Linked DNA regions of Mus musculus: region 1 is linked to region 2. The links are chromatin loops, found by intact Hi-C in ENCODE. Cell type or tissue: heart. All regions are shown on one strand. Each heading gives the region's core, and the rest is flanking DNA. Links, peaks and the distances in the headings are about the cores only. Region 1 holds the start of BC034090 (cDNA sequence BC034090). Region 2 holds the start of Gm5532 (predicted gene 5532).

Region 1 (8,326 bases), core at 240-8,239, 290 kb after region 2:
GACGCCAACCACCACACTCAATATCGTGTCCGTCGGGGGTTCTTGAAGACCTGCCATTTACCAGCTTTGTTCCGATTGGTCACCTCATTTGTACAAAGGGACAATAGTTCTGAATCTTGAGGTTGCAGCAAGAGGCAGCCACTCTAGGGACTGAGTTGTCAGTGTATGGTGATCGATCAGCACTAAACCAGAGCAGAAAGTGCCTTGTGGAGGAACTTACTCTGCGAACATGGCAGGAAGACGCTTCAGACCCTGCTCCACAGAGCCGTGAGCCTTGAACCTGCTCACTTACACAGGGTTTGCCCAGGATAAACCCCTTGGTTCCTAAACCGGTCCTGGGCCAATCTACTGTCAGTTTCCCAGGGTGCGGCTCAGACCAGATTGCCTGCCTCGGTGTTCCCTCCCCCATCCAGCTCCCTTAAAGGGAGATAGACATCCTTTCTGTTTCCATGGGACTCGGTTTGAACCCAGGGCCTCTTGCACAATAGGCAAATTCTCTACACCCATCCCTACATCCTCAGCCCATTTCTCCCCTTTTCCTTTTGAGAACATGTCTCACTAAATTGCCTAGGCTGGCCTCGAACTTGCAGCAGGATCCTCCTGCTTTAATCTCTGAACAACTGGGACTACAGGATTACACCCGCACAAGGGGTAGAACTGCCCTCTCTCTCCTGTGCTCTGCTAGGACCTTAGCTTTGTGCATCCTTTCCAGTAGCTACACCGGCCATCTAGCAGCACAAAAGATTAAGTAAGTGAAACTTGTTGGCCAAAGAAAGAAGAGAGACCACTTTCTCTTTTCAGAGACGTCTGAAATGTCCTGGTTCTTCTTACTGTTCCTTTGGGGGTAGGGGAATAGTCAAAATGGGTTTGGACATTGGAGAGACTTAGTCACCTCCTGGTTAGAAAGAGGAAGCTCCATGGATTTGGGCACAATTGCCAGCCATTTGGTGGCTCCTTCACGGAGGCCTGTACCCAGGTCTGTTCGGGAATCCTCCACTGCCCCAGAAGCGGTCCCTTCCCCAAGCAGCTGGCAATGCAGGCCCAGCTCTTGGTGGCTCCGGATGAGCAGTCAACGCCAGCTTACCCCAAGGCCTCAACGAACCTTGAATGATCTTGACCTAAGAGGGCGCCCAAGGGTGATGGGGCGGCCCTGCGGAGAAGCCCACCGACCCATCCCGAAACGTTCTCCACACAAAGTCCGGTCCTCAGCTTCTCGCTCCAGCGGAGCCGGTGGAGTCGGCTGAAGCTTGTCGCCTTTTGCGCTCCGGCTGCGCCCCCGAGTCACCCGGGCGCCCCTCCGCTTTCGCGCCCGTGTCCCCGGGGAGGGAGCTGATCGGCGCCCGGGACAACGGCCCCGTGGCAGCCAGTGAGCCCCAAATTCAGGGCGCATCCTCCGGCCGTCTAGGCGGCCCTGGCTCCAGGAGTGGAGCGGAGCCGAGGAGGCTCTGGGCTCCCGGCGTGCGCCCGGGTCGAGTGGCCACGACCCTGGGAGGCCGCGGGAGGCTGGGGGGTGGGGACAGGCCGAGGTCGCGGCTCCTCCAGCCCCTTCCGCCGCCCCTCCTCTCGCCTTCCTCGCCCTCTCTTCCCAGGCCGGCCCGCGAGGCCGCTGGCTGGGCCTTTCACCTTCAAGCAAAGCTATGAAGTAGCGGTCGCTACGGCTCCAGGCGCCCAGCGGGGCCAGGGGCGCCGCGCACTCCTGCCAGCCCGGCCTCGCCTCGTGGGACCCGGGGCGGGACACGCTCCGGGGACGAGGCCTGCGGGCCACACTCCCGTCCGCCCGCCCGAATTCAGGGCGAGTCCGGCCCGGGACTCTGCAGCGGCCCCGGACGGGGAGAGTGGGGCAGGGCCTCGCCTCTCCGAGGGATGGAGGGGATGGAGGCGGCGGCCAAGCCCGCGCGCCGCTCTCAGTGAGTACCGAGAGGACCCGGGCGGGGTGGCGGGGCACACCCGGGGACACCCGACCTCCGGCCGCCGCAGAGCTGGAAGGGTCGTGGAGGCTCGCCCTTCCTGTCCATTTTCATTCCAGGTTTTTTTCTGAGTTAGAGCATCGGTGCTAGGAGTTACGACATCTTCCAGGAAGGTCGTCCGGAGGCCTTCAGTCCCGACTGTCTCATTCCTTAAGGTCTGCGGACAAGTCTAGAGCGAAGCTCCAGGGTTGACCCATCAATTTTTCTAAAAGCTCACATTACAACCTGGGCTTCTGGATTGGATCTCAGAGAAGAGGTAGCTGAGCCACAAAGAGAAACCTAGTACATTTTCGATCAGTGATTCTCAGTCTTAATGCTGCGACCCTTTAGTACAGTTTAAGTTTATCATGTGGTGATCTCCAACCATAAAATTATTTTCGTTGCTACTTAATGACCGTAATCTTGCTACTGTTACGAATCATAATGTGAATATCTGATATGCAGTATATCTGATATGCGACCCCGTGATGCCAAGAACCGCTGCTCCAGATGATCTAGTAGAGAAAATGACTTCTACTATCCCTAAACTTCACAGATTTACTGCTGTGAAATTCTGTGTTATATATGTATCTTGCTTCATAAAATATGTATATTCTGAAAAACATGTTAATTTAATAATTATAATGAATTACTTTAAGAGACTTACCTTTAAGAACATCTTATGGTGGATCCCTATTGTGAGAAGGGAATAATTAACCTCTAATATATACTCTATGCCCAAATTCTTACACGCTGAGAGTTTACTTCCTATGGGACACAGGTAGACTAGGGTGACTTCTGAGTGTTCTGAGTAGTCACTAAGACACAGTAGCTTATACAGGGAGTAAAACAGTTGTCACGTCATTCTCTGTAAAGCTATTGGAATCAGCCAGGCCACCAAGGGGCCGTATAATTCTAGTGAGTCTTGGGACCTCTGCGGACTCAGGTCTTACCTGAGAACAAGGGGTGCGGTTAAAGGCTCACTGTTCTCGGAGAGTCCTGGCTTGGAATGGAAAGGTTCTGGTTACAAGCTTGTCTCCCCCAGGGCATCTACGTGATGTAATTTCTCTATGCCTCAGTTCTCCATCTGTTAAAAATAATATTTTTATTTATATATTATATAATAAATAAATATCTTTATTTATATAAAATAACATTCTATCACAGACATAATATAAATATATTATTTTAGAGAGTGTTGACATGTTTGAAAAGCCTTTGCTTGACATAGAGCAGATAGCTTATCGTTTGTGACTGTCACTATTACTTCTTTCGAGTACAGCTTGACTCTAGTCTAACACTTTTTCACTAGGGTTGGCATGAAGCTGGCAGGCAGCGACACATTCTATTACAGGGACAGGTCCGTCATCCACAAGGAAGAGTACTGACCATTAGCCAACACTGCCATTCTCCTCTGGGGCCTCCTTTAGCCCAGGGTTGGGGAATTACACTGCTTTTCACCATGGTTCACATTTTGCATTGGATTGTTTGAGGCCTTGTTTTGCTCACCCTAAAAATGGGAATAGAAAAACTGGCATTATTTCCTTCCTCGGGGTTTACTGCCCATGCTCCAGTAACCACCCTCCCCAGTCTCCTCCCTGCCCTCTAAAGAGCATGCCAGGAGAAAATAAGCTTGCTGGTAACCTGTTTGTTCTGTCCTGTGACTTGTCCTTTTCAATGTGTGTCCACGTTATATAGAGGACACCAGCTCTTCTTGAGGTATGCCACTTGAAAAGGGGTCCATATCAGGGCACTGTGGAGATCAAGCAGGTTACTGGGGCGTCCAGGGTCAGGGTCTGAGCTTCTCTTTTTTCCTGCAGAGCATCCAGGCCAGGGAGCACAACAAGCCCCACGCAAGTGACTCCAGCCATGGCCAGAGATGGCGCTGAGCAGCCAGACAGTGGACCTCTCCCGAGACCTTCACCCTGCCCCCAGGAAGACCGAGCATCTAACCTGATGCCCCCCAAGCCTCCCAGGACATGGGGGCTGCAGCTCCAAGGTCCTTCTGTGCTGGAGTCCAAGGTAAAGGCCTTGAAGGAGAAAATGACAGCAGGAAAACAAGGGACAGATCCCCGTCCCACTTCCTATGAGCGTCCATCCCCTACAAAATCCAAATGCCACCAAGTCAAGACTGGAGTAGCCTGGAGCCTACCAGATGCCCTGGTGGTCCCCCATGCTCAGAACCCTAATGATGGACATCTGGCCAGACATGTTAATGAGAAGAAACCTGCCAGGAACAGTGGATCCAAGCCATCTACCCCTGAGAGCTGGAATGAACAAAGCCCGTGGTCTCCAGAAGCAGTGTGGATGCCGGCTGATCATGAGGAGGACCCAGTAGCAGGGTCTGGCTCTTTACAAGAAAGTCCCAACAATCGAGTTTCTGCAGTCCAGCCACAGCGGCCTGGTCCCTGTAAAACCACCCCCTTGAGCAGCCAGAAGAAGAGAAGACAATACCCGCTCGGAGATGGGATAGTCACAAAGGAAGATCTGGACAGCACAACCCTAACCTCTAAGGAGGATTTGATCCCTAGAACAGACCAGCCAGAGACATTCTGGAGAGCTCAGGGCCTGGAGGCTCTGGGCTCTGTGGCAAATGCTTTGTCCCTGTCTGACAGGGTAGAGAGGAACCGCCTCCTGTTGCAGGAGATACTGAAGGTTTCCAGACAGAGTCCTCCCAAAGCAGGGAGCCCAGACTGGACATCCTGGGACCGAGATGCATCAGGTGAGCCTTATTTTACTGCCTGAGTTGGAGCAAATAGGACATGGGGGAGGGAGGGTGGAAAGATGGCACAATAATGTCACCCACCCAATCACTGTCTGGATGTAAGGTCTTTTATAATGCTTATGCAGCCCTAACTGCCTCCAACCCTGTGGCCCTCCAGGTCAGTGGGAGGCTATTCTTTGTGCTTAGGGACAGAGGCTATGAGACTCTTCACTGAGCCTTGTGGCTCTTTGCAGAGTAGCCTCTTGTACTCCCTCTAACGATGCTGCCCCGTGCCATCCCCAGCGTGGGAAGTGGGCTAGCACACAGAAGCACATCCCCAAAGAGCCTGAGCATCCTGCTGCCCGCGATGAGCGCTCAGACTCTGGAAGACATCCTTTCTGGAGTTTCATTACCTGAGGGCATGTGTGGACCCTCTTAACCAATCCAAGTTCACTCACAGTCTGACAGCCTGTGACTCCACTTCTCAGACCAGAGCTTTCTAATCCCATCACACTGCAGATTAGATTTTCGTGTGTGGATCTGGGGAATGTAGGCATTCGGCCCACAGAGGGGGTAGAGCATCTCCTCTGTGCTCACCAGTTGGTGGCTCTGCCCTGATCTCTGCTTCTGCTCTGGGCCCTAGAGCGACCAGCGGGAGACGTGGACTGGGACTCGGGCACCCCCCAGCAGGACTCAGGTCAGAGCAGGTAAGGGTTCTTCCTTACCACCATCCCTCCATTTTCTATACACCAGAGCAGTAGGAAACCTTGATAAGGCCAGAAGAGACAGAGGCAAGCCTTCACCAGGAGATAGTGGCCACTGCCAACCATCATTCTCGAGGCCCTGTAGAAGGTACCAGCTGCTGGCTACCTGTCACCTGGGCCAAACCACTGGGTGGCAGAGGTCTGCAGCAAACCTTCCAATTACCTGCTCAGTGTCCTGGAGGCCATTTTCTCTGCCTAGGCTTCTACCTCTTCTACCATAGGGGTATTGTGAAGCTAATGGGCTTGGGTGTGAAACTCCTCAGGGATGGTACAGGAACCCAGCACTTTAACTCCACCTGTTCTTTTCCTAATCAGAGGCGTGTGCAGGGCTCAGGGCCAAGGATTTGCCTTCCAGCCTCTCAGTGGGACCCACAGACTGTTTTCTAGCCCCTTCACTTCTGTTCTGAGTGTGGTGGGCGAGGTGAGCAGTGTCCTAAGTCTGGACGAGTGGGATCTGAGATGTGGTGGGGGCCACATGGGGGCTCACTCAGAAGCTGGCCTTTGCCTTTGGCAGCCTTAAGCCTTGGCTGGGATGTTGGCACATGAGGCTGAGAGAGGCCTTGGGTCTGGGAGTGGTGCCCTTTTCCACAGCTGCGCATGACATCAGTCTGGGAAGGTCTGATGTCTGCCCACAGTAGTCAGCTTTGTCCCTTCTCCCTGTGTATCTCACTAAGATTGACCCACCCTTCCCAAAGCACGGGTAAGACCTCTGCAACAGAACACATCTTACAATGACTCAAAATGACGTATAAACTGCAGAAACGCCATTTTTGCGGTACAGGAGGCTGGGAATCCAAGAGCGAGAAGACAGAAGATCCAGTGTCTGGTGAGGGCCTGCTTCCTCATAGATGGCACATTCTTACTGTGTCCTCACAGCGTAGAAAGGGACAAAAACATTTCCTGGTGGTCCTTTTATCAGGGTGGCAGTTTATCCCCATGTTCTGATCCCATCCCACTGGGGGTTAGAGTTCACCATACAAGATTTGGGAAACAGCCTGCTTTAGCAAAATGAGGGTGCCCAGAATCAGGGTTGTGCTCAGCTTGGAAAGATAGATGCCTGGCTTGTCTCTTCTTCTGCCTTCCTGGCTGCTGTCTTCAGCTTCTGACCGCATCCTCATCTGATCCCACCTCTGTGGTGCTCAGTGGTATTCTGCTCCTTCTGTGTTCTCTCTACCTGCAGCCCCCTGAGAGAGCCTTGCAAAGGCTCCTGGGTGCTGTGGAGACAGCCCCCCCCCACCCCCGCAGCTGCCTCGCTCTCCCAGCCTCAGCCCCCAGCCTACTCCAGTGCCTTCACAGGGAAGCACAGCTGCTGGGGTTTTGCTCAGAGTCCTTGTAGAAAGAAGGCAAGCCCCTGGCCTGCTCTGAGATAATGAGCAACAAAACCTGGTTCTCTTAAAGGAGCCGCTCAATCGGGGATAGGGAGAGACTCCCACCCATGCCTGTGAGGCTATTCAGAACTCTCAGGACTAGACTCCTGACAGTTTAACCTGACAGGCCATCTGTAGCCTTGGGTTCTACGTCAGAATTCAAGCATGAGGGTCCGATGTGACCCAAGTGGGAGGCTGCGGCAATGGGGCACATGTGTCATGGCTGCCTGGGGTACACAGTGAAACCTTGTCTGGAAAAGAAACAGACAGACAGATCTTGGATGTGGCATGTATACATGTATATTGTATGTTTCACAGATATATTTGTGTGTGTGTGTGTGTGTGTGTGTGTGTGTACATATGATGAATCAGTGTATGTGTCTGAGGGGAGATATAGAGAAGGAAGGACCAATATTAAGATTATGTTCAAAGAATAATAAAGTATCCCCCTAGAGTGCCTGGCATATAGAGCCACAGGCATGAAGGTCAAGTCCTTGCTAGGTAGACACTTAGGCTGAAGGGCCAGGGAACACAACTGGTTCAAGGAAAACTCCAGCCCTGCTGTGATGTGTAGATACAATGCAGGGCTGCCCTCTGAGTGAGATGGGCTTACTGATGCTACAGCTACAGAGTCTTGGCTTCCCTTGGCTCATGCCCTAGGAGTGCCACTGAGCACTCGGGTCCTGGGCTGAGAGCCTGTACTAAGGGATGGAGGACCCGAGGCAGAGGAGTGCTCTGCTCTTGTAGCTGATGGTCTCAGTGGCCACCCATCAGTACCTGCCATGCCTCATTCTTTGAGTACTGTAAGCTCTCTCAGGGCTTGAAGAGCAAAAGGTTCTGTTTCCTGTTCAGTCAGATTTAGAATCTGAATAACTCACATTAAAATCACAGAGCCGTGACAGCCAGGCTAACCCACGTGCTCTTTGTTACTGTTCTTTAAGGTGACCAGGCAAGTTCACGTTGATCACAGAGCCCAGTGCTTGAGTCTGCAGTGTCTGGGCCAGCCTGTTACAAGGTAGCCTTGAGGTGAGCCACCTAAAGACTCAGGACCTCAGATCCTGCAGGAGACCTTTGTCCCCTTACCCCAAGGGTTGTTCTCTAGCACGCATTGGCTAAGACACTAGTGGCCTGTTGGAAGAGCAGGCTGGCATCTGCCATTTCCATCCCCTGCCTGTGTGCCGGGTGCTGTGTAAGTGCTGTTTGTACATCTCACTTTGTGGACAGGTCTCAGCCATTGTTCTTGCTTCGAGGACAGAGAGCACTCTAGGGGAGGCCAAGTCTTGGAGTCAGGACTTGCACTCGGGTCCCAGGCTTATGCTCTGACTGCTATGGGACACTGCCTTGAGCTACCCTTTTCATACCTCCACAGGTCATCCCTTGGATAAGCAACCCCTCGGGCTGGGGATCTGGGGCCTTCTATGTCCTGCAGATCGATCTGTTCTCTGCTGTGGGAAGTGAGAGACGCATGAGTCAGCTTGTGTGTCTGTGCTTTCAAATGGAATCACCTGCTTTGTTCTCATGGCTCTGCCCGCCGGCCCCGCCGGC
Region 2 (8,326 bases), core at 165-8,164:
TAATAATTAAAGCCAGAGCCCTAAGTGAGCTGGTAGTTGCCCTTGATTGCAAAGAAGGTCTGGGAAGGTATTCGGGAAGGTTATGCTGAGCAGGGTGACATCATGAAGAACAGCTTCGAGTAATGCTGAAAAAAAAAAGCAAGCCTGTGTTAGAACAAGCTTGGACAAAGAGAAAGTGAAAGAAAGAAAGGAAAAAGGAAGAGAGAAAGGCTGGAAGCAGGCTAGAAGGAGGTCTTCCTCAGAGACCCGTTATTCTCGTTATTCTCCTGTGCCCTTTGGTTCCCATTGATTTCGTGATAAATTATGCATGACCATCTCCACTGGCATTCGGACCCGGCAGTGAGAAATGATGGATGTTCTGGTGACCCGCGTAATTTGTTTGGGTTCAAAACAATTGTCTCAGCCTGTTGCTGAAATCGCTTTCACCGTCTCTACCCACAGTTGAAGGGCTGAGCGGGGCCCAGAGGAAGGAGTGACGGCTGAGATTTCAGCACATAGCTCCAGTGGAGCACCTGCCACTACACAGAACACAGAGCTACAAAGCTTTAGTCATCTTTATCAGAGAAGAGTGAGCAGCACTCAGTTCAATCACATCCGGTAGAAGAGATGAACCAGACACACACCGGGTCCTCTGGAGTGGGAGAGAAGAAATGAGGTAGGCTTACTGAGGGAAAGGAACAGAAAGCAAGGCCTGGTCTGAGCCTACCAGCTCTGCTGGCCCTTCTCTGTGGAGGGCTGGGTCGGGCAGCAACAGAGCAGGAGGCTGGGAAGGACGGGGAAGCAAACATGGCCACTAGACAGCCATCACAAGCCATCATGGACTCTGGGCACCAGCAATCAGGCCTCCAAAATCTGAGGGCAAGAAGAAGGTTTAATCACTCACAAAAGTATTGAAAAGAGAAGTTGTTGGCATTTGTATTTGTCTTCTGGTTTTCTGAACATACATGTAATAGTTTCCACGTCCCCCAGTGTCTGGCGTGTCACAGGTTTTGCCTAGCTCTAGAAGGCTGAGGCAGAGAAAAGTTAGGGGCCCTGTCCAAATGCATGCTTAGGTCCCTTCCAACATAGACAGAAGTTGAGCTAGAGAATTAGAATTAGGGAGGGGGAAGAGTAGAAAGAGGACAGGAAAGCTGAGAAGAACAAACATTCGCAAATGAACAAGCAGGAGACGGCCGAAGAAACTCTAGATGCGTCAGACAGGTTTCTGCCCTTGAAGGGCTTCTGTAAGAGGCGGGAAAAGATGAGAGGCAGTAGTTCAAATCTTGCCACTGGCAGAATGTAGAGGGAATCTCTTGTGTACGGTATGGAACTGGGGTACGGCGGAATAGCCCGAGGTGACAGCAGAAGGGGTCACAACCCAGTGTGGAGACCCAGTGTTGCCACCTGACGTGATCTGGGCCTGAGAAGAACAGGGGTCTGGACTCCGGCATAGGAAGCCTGTGTGTAAGGGCACTGCCCTAAAACGGAGCCAAATCTGAGGCAGTAGCTGCACTTGCCGCAGTGGCTGGGCCGCGACTCGGTGAGTTACTCGGTGAGTGTTTGGGCTGCCCCTCCGGGAGAGTCGTTGCAGCCCGGGGCACAGAAATATTTGGAACACCTTAGAGTCTGTCCCATCTGGAGCCAGAGTACTTTTGTGCTGTTGTTAATCTGCACCCTATCTGCATCTGAGGCTGGGGACCTGAGGATCCTCCTGTCCCAGGGAGGAAGAGCAGGCCATAGAGCCACCGTGGACAGTGTGGTTGGCTTTACAAACATGCCGGGTACGGACTAATTAAAATGTGCTACACCAGCTCTGGGTGAGTCACCTAATGTAATCAGAAGTGACAAACTGCTCCTGGCATAGAGCCCACGACAGCCTTTCTGTCCATTTGCAGCCCTGGGTTGATTAGCTCAGTAACTAACAGTGTTTCAGGATTGTATTTTTCTTTCTACCTGTGACAGTGTAAATGTGATAGGTTCCATTTCTCTTCCAGATCCTCTTGCCTTTGCTGGTCTCTGTTGCTGTCTGTGGTACATCCATCACTCCCAGGTTTCAAATCCTGCTTCCTGCTCCATCTCTTCCTCCTCCAGCCTCCCCCCTCTCCTGCCCCCCCCCCCTTAAGCACAAGCAAAGCCCAGACATTGCCTGTCTCCTCTCCGTAGTAGAGCAGCGCTAACACAAAGCAGTTGTACGTAGCAGACTTTTCCAAAGATGTTGTGGCTAATGAGAACAGACAGAGCTATTATTGCCTAGAGCAGGAAATCATTTCAAGTTTAACATCAGATGTTATTGTTCCTAGAAACGCGTTGGCCATTCCTTCTGTGAAGAATCTCTGCCTGTTTGTGTCCCTCCTTGGCATCCCCAGGGCACTCTGAAGCCAAAGCTGTCTAAAAGGAGATCAAGAAATATCCCATCTGTCTATATGGATGGAGCTATTATTTATTAAGAGCCAGGGACTCTCCTAACCACGTACTGTATCTTTCTGAATACTCTGTATGCTTTCCCGTGGGACTCGTTTTTTTTGTGTGCAGTCTCCTGTGGGAGTTTTTTTGTTGTTGTTTGTTTTGTTTTCTTTGAGGAAACGTGAGAGTTGGGATCTGAACCCTGCTCCTTCTTCTCCAAGCCCGTGTTTCTAATTGCTATGCAGCTGCCCTGTACCGCCCCACACACTCCTTAGATCATCAGAATTCAGATCTGTTACTTACCCCTTAACTCAGCAAAGTTTTCTGTAGAGTCAGGCAAAAATTCCCCTAACATTTTCTCCCATGCAATTGAATCCTTTGCTCTGGCAAATCCCCCTCCCCCTCCCCCTCCCCCTCCCCAAGAGAACTTTCCTGTCCGCTCTGATCTCCTTCCCAGAGGCGCCTCACTGACTCTTCTAGATAACATTTTGCTGTCTCTGTCCCTACTCCCCTTTCTCCTACTGTCAGCTCACCTAAGGAAAGAGCCTCATTTTATCCTGGGAACTAGAGTCTGTTCATTTGTTCTACCCCTCTTTGAGGCAGGTGAACCCAGCAGGCAACAACACACCGCATCTCTCAGGTATTTCTCCCACAGTTGGGAGCAGGAGAGCGCTGGAGCTAACGCTGTATTTTCTTCCTCTTATCTCCTCTGCCTTCTCAAAGCTGGGCTTGGCATTCCATTAAGCCAGGACAGTCTGCCTTCCTGTGTCCTCATAATTCTAAATTATGTCCTTGCCATTGACTGGGATAATAGCCCCAGATAAGAGGGAGCTTTTGCATGACCTTGGCTCTGACAGACGCTCACGAGAACCAAGTCTGTATAAACCTGAGGGGAGAAATGACAACTCGGCGGCTCGAAGGAACACACAGTCCTGTCTCCAAACACCAAGAGACGATGAGTCACAAACCAGTGAGCAGATTTTAGAGAGTGGGGTGGGCTACCTATTTGCCTTTTTTTTTTTTTTTAAGAAGGAGAGAGAAAGACATGCCGCCAGTGTTGGAGTGCAGTGATCTGTGAGATAATGATGGAAAGCAGACAGGGGAAGCCAGGTTATAAAAATGTTGGGCAGGAGATAAGGGGTCCAGGTGGTCAGGAGCAGTGGAGCTGGCCTGAGAGAAGACTGACTCTGGCTAATGAAGGCCTGTGGCCACATTCCTGGAGAACAGTGGGAGAGGGTAAGCAGGCCCCAAGTAGAGTATAGCAGAAACAAAGGTGGGGGTGGGGTGGGAGAGAATGAGAGCGGCCTGTTCAAGGGACAATGAGTCACCCACTTGGCTTTTCTGTTCTCTCAACAGCTGCCACATAATAGCAGGCATCTAACAGGTTATCATTTCTTCCCTTAAAGATCTCAAAAATAAAGTTAGAGACCCAAATTCTCAATTTGGAAAATTCTCTCGTGATGTCAGCGCTCAGAGCCCGGGGAGGTGATAATTCCTGAGGCCAAGGTGAACCTGGGCCCTGGCAAAGTTCTCACCCTCGCTGGCTGGGAACTCCGTTTATTTAATGCTCTGGTGATTTGGGGATTCTGTTTTAGGAAAACCTAAAAATAACCTGGTCAAATCTTGCTTTAATTAGTAAGCATCGGGGTTGATTCTGACATTCTCCTAGCCGATCACAAGCTTTTCCACTGTCTTACTTTAGAAGCCGTGGAGCCAGGAAGTGTCTGTCGGCGGGAACTAATCCTGGTCACATTACTACACAAATGTCCCGGTGGCTTCACATCAGTCCTGCTGGTCTCTGCAAACTTCCAGGTATGTGTTCAGAGAGGCTGGGTTGTGAGTTCTTCTCCCTAGACACTACCGAAGCAGCCCCAGTCCAAGCCTGATGTAGGGGGGCGGACGGGTCTTCTCTGTTACAGAAGAGGCTGCTTTTCCAGAACTCTTTATTGAGGAGCTCGCTCTGCATCTGGCTCAACCTAGAAAGAATCAATCTTTTACCTACTATCATTGTTTCAAAAGCCACTTTTTAACCAGTCTCTCTTTCCTATTGGTTACTGTTTATCTCCAGTGCATTCAGATAGGGAATTGTTTTAACAAAGAAAGGAAGGAAGGAAGGAAGGAAGGAAGGAAGGAAGGAAGGAAGGAAGGAAGGAAGGAAGGAAGAAAGGAAGAAAGAAAGAAAATAAAAAAAGGAAAGAGAGGAAGAAGAAGGAGGAGGAGGAGGAGGAGGAGGAAAAAGAGAGAGAGAGAGAGAGAAAACACTTGTCAGTGTACGGAAGGAACACTTGAGATACCCTGTTCTCTTAGTCATCTGGAAATGCTAGGGAAAAACCAGCTAAGCCTCCTGGGTACATGAAAGTCACCTTTCCCCAGCTCAAAAATCACATTTCAAAGGGTGTTTGGTGCAAAAGCAAGGCAAGTAAAACCTACCCACAAAATAGTGTTAAGGGGAGTACACTGTTTTCCACAACAGAGCACAGCTGGTCTGGGACACACTCAGAAACAGCAGTGAGCAAACCCGACTGCAGGGAGCCAGGTGGCCTTGAGCAGAACACCTAACATCTCTCCACGTTCTCATTTCATTTAGAAATCAAGTGGGAAACACCCACTGTGCTTTGTCTCACGGTGACCAAAGGAAAAGAAATACGTCTAAAAGCACTTTGTAAACCTCAGGGCTTTATCGGTAACGCTTAAAGAAATCACAGAGGTGAATATTTGGGGACATACCTGGTGCAAAGCTTTATTTGTAAGTGGGTAGGAGTGGTACCTGTGAGCATACACAGGTCAAAACAACCCCCAGAATTGGTTTTCATCTTTAAAAGGTTACCAACTCACTTATAGTGTGTGTATATGTTACATGTCTGGGGGAGGAAGTGTGTAGGTCAGAGGACAACTTTTTGAAGTCATTTTCTCCCTCCATCTTTATACATCTTTTCATGGGTTCTCTGAATTGAACTTAGGTTGTCAGACTCTCTCATTATTATTATTATTATTATTATTATTATTATTATTATTATTATTAATTTGAGACAAGGTCTCACTATGTAGCCCTGGCTATCCTAGAACCCATGGTATATATCAGACTGGCCTCTAACTCACAGAGATCTACTTGGCTCTGCCTCCAGAGTGCTGGGACTCAAGGCACATGCCACTATACCCAGGCACATGCCACTATATATTTATTTTTGTGCTTTTTATTTTTATTTATTTATTTTTCTTCTGAGAACATCTAGGGATGGAACTCGGTTTTTCATGCTTGTGAGGCAAAGGCTTTTTTCTCAGAGCCTCTTTCAAAATGGCACTGTGGGGTATCTGCTATTTTATGTGATTTAAATCCCATGATTAGCAGGTTATTAATTAATACCCTAAGAACATACTGTTCTGCTATTACTTTGTCTTCCAGACGAACCATTTATCTCCGTACTTGTCGCTTAGGATTCTCTCCACGGAGTAAAAATGTTTGGAAGATCTGGGAGGAAATGGAGTGACATTTTTCTAAGTGTCTTCTGTCCAGAGACAAAGAACTTTCTCTTAGACCTCATAGGACAGTTGACCTGACAACATGGAGCAGGTCTAGAAGAAGGAGAAAATACCCTGAGAACAACTGACCAGGAGAACTGGAATCAACCAGTTAGAATGCCTGGAGAATCCCAGTCTGGTGAGGGAGGTCCTTCCGGGGTGAACAGAACACAGGAAGACTCCATGGTCCCAGGGAGGTAGAGTGGGAGGCTGCCCAGCCCCCTCCCTCAGCTCCACTCCCTTTTGAAGCCTAATCAATAAGAATGTCACAGAGGCGCTTTTCTAAGAAGGCGATGATTCGTGATTCAGGAAAAACCAGGGAGCCTTGGGAGGCAAATCAATACCCCAATCTCCTAGTGACTGGCGTGCTCAAAACATCCAATAGCTTGGGGTCCCCTTCTGGAGCTTATTTTCAAACTGATTTCTGACTCATTTCCATTTGAGACAAAACCATTACACTAGTTGATGCTAACAGGCAGGAAACTGGGCCCCTAAGTTTGCTAAATGAAATATTATTTCTCCCCTGCCTTTCCACATCACCGGCCTTTGCTTATTTGGTGAAAGAAACCAAAGAACATTTTACCTCAGTCCTGACAGCTCAGGTTGACAGCTGCCACAGTCTTGTGGGACCCTCCTCAATGCCCTCCTATATTTACAGGACAAATAACCCCAGGGTTTCCCTCTCAAGTGAGCATTTGAAGGACCCGCAGCCCTGTAGCAATGTAGAACCAGATGGGTAGTGTCTGGTCAGGGCCCTACTCTATCCCCACTCTCTCTGCTCTCTACTGAGCCTGCCTCTACTTCCTAGTGCCTGAGGCCCTGTTCTTTCTTTATCTACATTAGTTACAGCAGCAACAGCTCGAAGACTGTTTTGTTGTTGATTTGGTTTGGTTTGGTTTTTTCCTATAAAAGAAGTGGAGAAGGAAATTTTTCTTTGAGTGGCATTTTGACTAACAGAGAGTGAGGTCATAGAACATTTCTTTTTTTGAGGCAGGGTTTCTCTGTATAGCCCTGGCTGTCTTAGAACTCACTTTGTAGACCAGGCTGGCCTCGAACTCAGAAATCCGCCTGCCTCTGCCTCCCTAGTGCTGGGATTAAAGGCGTGCACCACCACGCCCGGCTGAACATTTCTGCATCTACCTTGGAACAATGGATTATTTATACTTCACAAGTAAATGGAAGATAAAGCTTGGTACAAAGAGACAGTTAACTGTCTACGTATTAAAAACTTCCGAGTAGCCGGGCGTGGTGGCGCATGCCTTTAATCCCAGCACTCAGGAGGCAGAGGCAGGAGGATCTCTGAGTTCGAGGCCAGCCTGGTCTACAAAGTGAGTTCCAGGACAGCCAGGGCTATACAGAGAAACCCTGTCTTGAAAAACCAAAAAAAAAAAAAAAAAAAAAAAAAAACCCTTCGGAACTAGAGAGGTCTGCCCCCCACTACTACAGATGAGCAGGCATATGGTGGGGGATGGGAAAGAGAAGCTGAGTGGGTTTTGTACTAGGAAGAAGGCAGAACTGGGCACTCAAGGGTGGTAAGGAACAGCCTGATGTGAGTAGCCTGTGCTGCCACCTGAGGCCCTGGGGATGTCCCAGCCCATGCTGCTGCAGAGGACTATGTCTGGGTCCATGACCCTACAGTAGTAGGGGTCTGTGTCGATGTCTGTGGCCCATGCTACCACAAAAGGATGTCCCTGGTTTGGGCTGGGGCCATGTTGATGTCTGTGGGCTGCACAGAGCTCCCTCTGCCCCTTGCCTGGGAGAGGTGGCCCTGATGGTGTGAGCTCAGGAAAACTAGCAAGCTAACCCAGGCCCAGATTCAAGGCTTTGAGCTGGCTTACTCCAGCATCTAGTCCATCTATGAGCTGTAGGAGCCAGAGAAAGGGCTGGTCCTGTATAACCAAAGGTGCAGGATCTCCATGACACCGGGCAACAACAAAATATCCTAGAGGAGTCCTGGTGAGGATCCAGTACTGATGGTGTAAACGGGAGCCAGTGTCCTTGAACCAGACCTTTGTAATGAACATCTGCCACGAAAGCTGTTTGGGGGTGGGAGGAGAGGTATACAAACCACGTGACACACCACAGTTTCCATAGCAAGATTGTTTTGTTTGGTTGGTTTTGTTTTCTTTTGGGGTGGAGGGCAGATACTGAAGGATGGGAAGATGAACGGGATTGGGGTGCCTGATATGTATGATGTGAAACTCACAAAGAATCAATGAAAAGTTTAAAAAAAAAATACAAACTTCCAAATTAGAGCTTCGCCGGGTGGCTCTCATACCTGTAACGCCAGCACTCAGAAGACGTATCAAGACAAGAACAGAATCCATCAGAAGAGTCTGTCTCAGCAGACCAGAGGCTGGTGAGGTAGCTCAGTGACAGAGCTCTCGCCTGGCATTTCATAAGTCCTACACCATCCACAGGAAGA

The links. Peaks named below come from ENCODE experiments on the same cell type or tissue, not always from the same donor. Only the 100,000 strongest peaks of a DNase experiment are listed, where the experiment ranks them.
Region 1: a loop joins it to region 2, with 2.2 times the contacts of the local background. A loop is called at or near these places in 2 of 42 quality-filtered maps.

The regions. Positions count from the first base shown.
Region 1 is chr1:155,237,767-155,246,092 of GRCm38, reverse strand. BC034090 (cDNA sequence BC034090) reads left to right here and starts at 1,561. Exons shown (of 10, transcript NM_001370865.1): 1 at 1,561-1,907; 2 at 3,767-4,668; 3 at 5,294-5,357. The coding sequence starts at 1,864. It overlaps Gm31102 (a long non-coding RNA gene), which reads right to left and starts at 2,964. Exons shown (of 4, transcript XR_878641.3): 1 at 2,614-2,964. In heart, for the core only: a CTCF peak has its summit at 3,828; DNase peaks (open chromatin) are centred at 1,492, 1,882 and 5,962; H3K4me3 peaks cover 2,404 bases; H3K27ac peaks cover 3,291 bases.
Region 2 is chr1:155,522,894-155,531,219 of GRCm38, reverse strand. It overlaps Gm5532 (predicted gene 5532), which reads left to right and starts at 4,109. Exons shown (of 2, transcript NR_132128.1): 1 at 4,109-4,194. In heart, for the core only: no CTCF peak of the experiment used is centred there; a DNase peak (open chromatin) is centred at 3,989; H3K4me3 peaks cover 1,687 bases; H3K27ac peaks cover 4,878 bases.